2 separate regions of the Homo sapiens genome follow, and region 2 is linked to region 1. Evidence: read pairs that join two places in POLR2A ChIA-PET (ENCODE). Cell type or tissue: OCI-LY7. All regions are shown on one strand.

Region 1 (2,500 bases):
CAATTAAAACAATAAAAATCTTCATTTTGAAGAATCTGACCAGTTCTCTACCTGGCACTTGAGTGAAAAATGACACAATCCAAAGTAGGTGGCAGATTGGTTCTCACTCAGGCAGACCCTGGAGACACCTCTCCCGCTTCTGACTCAGGGGAGAGTGCGGTGACATAAACCACCTTCTTCTGCTCTAGGCCAGCTTGTAACTGTTCAGCCAGCCAGCCGTCTCCTAACTCTGTGACCCCCGGCCCAAGAACAGGGCTCCTGAAGGCCCCGAGAACCAGCCCGCCGTCCGCACGGATGTACCTGGAAGCCACAGTGCCCCACACCCCGTGGGACTTTCTCCCGAACACAGCACCTGCGCTTCCTGACTCCTCTCTCTGAATCTGGCCTTTGAGTTCAATGTCCTGGGAACTTAACTCTAGGGATGCTCTTTCCCCCTTTAGCTACCGAGTCACATGCTGCGTCTTTGGAAATTTCAGGCAATATTTAGTTTGGTGCAAAAGTCATTGTGGTTTTTGCAATTAATTGCAAAAATAATAAATGGAAAAATGAATTTGTGGACATCAGGCTTGCCTAGGGAGATGACCTAGGGAGAGGCCTCTTTTGGCATAGCTCCTGAACAGGGAGAGGTCCTGACATGAATACCCCCCGTTTTGTGAATCCTGAGCCAGTACTGTGTCCCCGGCCCCCTCCTCCCCCAACCTATACACACGCCTCACTTTCCCTTGCAGGACGTTTTCTACCACAGTTCCTCTCTCCTGACATAGTATGTGTTTGTTTCTTACTTGTCTTGCCGCATGAGGATGTAAGTTGCCTGAATTCAAAAACATGTCTTCTTTTTTGTGAATGAAAGAGTGGCTGGCATGTAGCAGGTACTGAAATTATTTGTAGAGTGAATGATAAATCTCAGTTCAGGGCACTCAGTGTGGCCTGGGCTACGTGGAATAGCCAATTGGTGGCCACAGAGAGTGGCCAGCCATTCCCAGGCTGGCAATGTGAGTCTTAGCCACTCTCTTTTACAGATAATGTGCTTATTAAAATGATATCCCAGGCATTCCCCAGTGGTGTTTGAATCGTGAATGCAAATGTCAGAGGCTCTGAAGTTTAAAGTCTTTTTTTTTTTTTGAGACGGAGTCTCGCTCTGTCGCCCAGGCTGGAGTACAGCAGTGCGATCTCGGCTCTGCAACCTCCGCCTCCCTGGTTCAGGCGATTCTCCTGCCTCCGTCTCCTGAGTAGCTGGGATTACAGGCAAGCACCACCACGCCCAGCTAATGTTTGTATTTTTAGAAGAAACGGGGTTTCACCATGTTGGCCAGGCTGGTTTTGAACTCTTGACCTCAAGTGATCTGCCGCCTTGGCCTCCCAAAGTGCTGGGATTACAGGCGTGAGCCACCGCACCTGGCCAGGTTTCAAGTCTTGACTCTAATAAAACCAGGGAGGTTTCGCTCAGCCACATAAGTGGGAGGGAAAATTAACTGTTGCTTTCTGTATTCACCAAGATGGCCTAAAATAAGCAAGCAGAAAAGGGAAGAAAGAAAACCAAACCCATGAGGTTGTCCAAGTCGATCTTGGCAGGTATTTTCTTGCCTGTTGATTGCTAGAGTTTCCCTCTACCTGCATTGCAGGCTGAAATGTATGACTCAGCCCTGACCAATAACATAGCAGTAAAAAGTAGTTTCCCCTGAGAGCTTTCTCTTCCTCCATAGCTGTGACTGCTGACATCTTCCACTGTAAGTGAGAAAAGTTGAGTGTGCCCTGCTGCCTCGTTTTTCTCACCAAGGTGTTATGAGCTGGTAGGGAAGGCCAGGAGCTAGGGCAGCAGCTTTAGAATTAGTGCAAGAGACAGGAGGACAAGTCACTGGGTCTCCTGAATTTCCTCACCTGCAAAACAGGGACAGTTTTTAAATTTCTTTTTTTTTTCTTTTTTTCTTTTTTGTTTGAGATGGAGTCTTGCTCTGTCGCCCAGGCTGGAGTACTGTGTTGTGATCTTGGCTTACTGCAACCTCTGCCTCCCAGGCTTAGGTGATTCTCATGCCTCAGCCTCCTGAGTAGCTGGGATTACAGATGCGGGCCACCATGCCCGGCTAATTTTTGTATTTTTAGCAGAGATGAGGTTTCACCATGTTGGTTAGGCTGGTCTTGAACTCCTGGCCTGAAACGATCTGCCTGCCTCGGCCTCTCAAAGTGCTGGGATTACAGGTGTGAGCCAACAGGGACTTTTTTTTTTTTATTATACTTTAAGTTCTAGGATACATGTGCACAACGTGCAGGTTTGTTACATATGTATATATGTACCATGTTGGTGTGCTGCACCCATTAACTCGTCATTTACATTAGGTATATCTCCTAATGCTATCCCTCCCCCCTCCCCCCACCCCATGACAAGCCCCGGTGTGTGATGTTCTCCTTCCCCAACAGGGACAGTTTTAATCAATCCCCTTTCTGGGTGGTGTCAGGACACCCACAGAGGTGTGGGTCTAAGCGCTTTGTGAGTGTCCACGTC
Region 2 (2,500 bases), 640 kb before region 1:
TTGGGTGACGGAGCGAGACTCCATCTTAAAAAAAAAAAAAATAAAATAAAATAAATAAATAAATAAATAAAAGGGCTGAGTGTGATGGCTTAAGCCTATAATCCAGCACTTTGGGAGGCCAAGGTGGGCAGATCACCTGGGGTCAGGAGTTCGAGACCAGCCTGGCCAACATGGCGAAACCCCGTCTCTATTAAAAAATGCAAAAATTAGCTGAGTGTGGTTGTGCGTGCCTGTAGTCCCTGCTACCTGGGAGGCTTAGGCTGGATAACTGCTTGAACCCAGGAGGCGGAGGTTGCAGTGAGCCGAGATCGTACCACTGCACTCCAGCCTGTGCGACAGAGCGAGACTGTCTGAAAAAAAAAAAAAAGAAAGAAAGAAAGAAAAGAAAAGAAGGGCCAAAACCACAATTACTTTTGCACCAACATAATACTTTGCAGCTCTGCTCAACTCAATCTCAGGGGTGATATGGCAGAGTGGAGAGCCATCTTGGGGTGGTGTAATAGCCACGAGACGTGGGTCAAGGCCCTGCTGCAAGTTCCAAGTAGCTCCAAATAGCTGGTTGACCTTAGGCAAATTCGGGACCATTAAGGCTCAGCTACACAGAATGTGTGCTGTATAAATCCAGAGTGCATCATTCCCATAGATTGCAAAGTGCATGGTAATCCTTGCAGTTGTGCAGTCTACAACCTGAACAAGGGTTTGTAGCCACTCTGGGACCTTATACAACATTCTGTAGGTCCCAGGTTTTTTGTTTGTTTGTTTGTTTTTGGGAGATAGGGTTTTGCTCCAGGCTGGAGTACAATGGTACATCATAGCTCACTGCAGCCTCAATCTCCCGGGCTCAAGCAATCCTCCCACCTCAGCCTCTAGAGTAGCTGGGCCTACAGGGATGTGCCACCACGTAGGGTTAATTTTTGTATTTTTATAGAGATGGGGGTCTTGCTATGTTGTTCATGCTGATCTCGAACTCCTGCTTCGGGCAAAACAGTTTCATTTATTATTTAATTTTTTTGGTGACAAGGTCTCAGTCTGTCGCCCAGGCTGGATGGAGTGTAGTGACGTGATCATAGCTCACTGCAGTCTCAACCTCCTGGGCTGAAGTCAGCCTCCTCAGTAGCTGGGACCACAAGTGTGCTCTACTATGTCTGACTAATTTTTGTTTTTTGTATAGACAGGGTCTTCCTATGTTGCCCAGGCTGGTCTTGAACTCCTAGCCTCAAGTGATCCTCTTGCCTTGGCCTCCCAAAGTTCCGGGATTACAGGTGTGAGCCACTGTGCCCAGCCCAGTTTTCTTTCTTTCTTTTTTTTTGTTCATTTCTTTTTTTGAGACAGATTTTCGCTCTTGTTGCCCAGGCTGGAGTGCAGTCGCGTGATCTTGGCTCACTGCAACCTCCGCCTCCCGGGTTCAAGCCATTCTCCTGCCTCAGCCTCCTGAGTAGCTGGGATTACAGGCACCCACCACCACACCTGGCTAATTTTTTGTACTTTTAGTAGAGACGGGGTTTCACCATGTTAGCCAGGCTGGTCTTGAACTCTTGACCTCAGGTGATCCACCCACCTTGGCCTCCCAAAGCGCTGGGATTACAGGCGTGAGCCACTGTGCCCGGCCCCCAGGCCAGTTTTCTTTCTTTCATTTTTTTTTTTCTTTTTTTTGCGACAGGGTCTCACTCTGTTGCCCAGGCTGGAGTGCAGTGGAGCAATCACGGCTCACTGCAGCCTCTGCTTCCCAGGCTCAAGCGATTCTCCAGCCTCAGCCTCTTGAGTAGCTGGGAACACAGGCGCAAGCCACCAATGCCCGGCTAATTTTTGTATTTTTTTTGTAGAGACAGGGTCTCACCATGTTGCCCAGGCTGGTCTCGAACTTCTGAGCTCAAAGTTGATCTGTCCGCCTTCCAGTTTCGTTTCTTTAAACTGGCTGAACCAAGCAGGGTCCTGGCAGGAAAGAATGGAACCTGAATGGTTCAAATGAAGCAGCTTCAATGAAGAAGCCCTGGCTGAGCACGGTAGCTCACGCCTGTAATCCCAGGACTTTGGGATGCTGAGGCAGGTAGATCACCTGAGATCAGGAGTTTGAGACCAGCCGGGGCAACATGATGAAACCCCCTGTCTACTAAAAATATAAAAATTAGCTGGGCGTGGTGGCACGCACCTGTAATCCCAGCTACTTGGGAGGCTGAGATAGGAGAATTGCTTGACGCCAGGAGGCGGAGGCTGCAGTGAGCTGAGATCGTGCCGCTGTGCTCCAGCCTGGGTGACAGAGTGAGACTCCATCTCGAAAAAAAAAAAAGGGCCCTTACAGTCGTGTGGACAGAGCTAAGGAAGCAAAGGAGGAATGTCATGGTGCTGTTGGGGCCCAGTGAGAGCTGTAGTATTGGAGGGGGTGCGGCTATCGCCAGAGACTTAGGCATCCGAAGCTGGAGGGAGAAGACCCTAATCTGAAGCTCGCTCTCCTCCTGATCTTTTCTCTTGATCCCTCCCACTGGCTAAATCCACCGCAGAG

What was found. Peaks named below come from ENCODE experiments on the same cell type or tissue, not always from the same donor. Only the 100,000 strongest peaks of a DNase experiment are listed, where the experiment ranks them.
Region 2: POLR2A ChIA-PET joins it to region 1 with 5 read pairs; 3 of 35 experiments call an interaction of 5 or more read pairs at or near these places.

What each region holds. Positions count from the first base shown.
Region 1 is chr7:101,980,509-101,983,008 of GRCh38, forward strand. All of the region lies in intron 2 of CUX1 (cut like homeobox 1), which reads left to right. Among named protein-coding and RNA genes, the nearest start is that of CUX1, 160 kb to the left of the region's middle. RefSeq lists enhancers at 1,254-1,373, 1,404-1,513. In OCI-LY7, no CTCF peak of the experiment used is centred here; DNase peaks (open chromatin) are centred at 784 and 1,503; H3K4me3 peaks cover 1,710 bases; H3K27ac peaks cover 2,500 bases.
Region 2 is chr7:101,338,043-101,340,542 of GRCh38, forward strand. No RefSeq gene overlaps it. Among named protein-coding and RNA genes, the nearest start is that of IFT22, 17 kb to the left of the region's middle. In OCI-LY7, no CTCF peak of the experiment used is centred here; no DNase peak of the experiment used is centred here.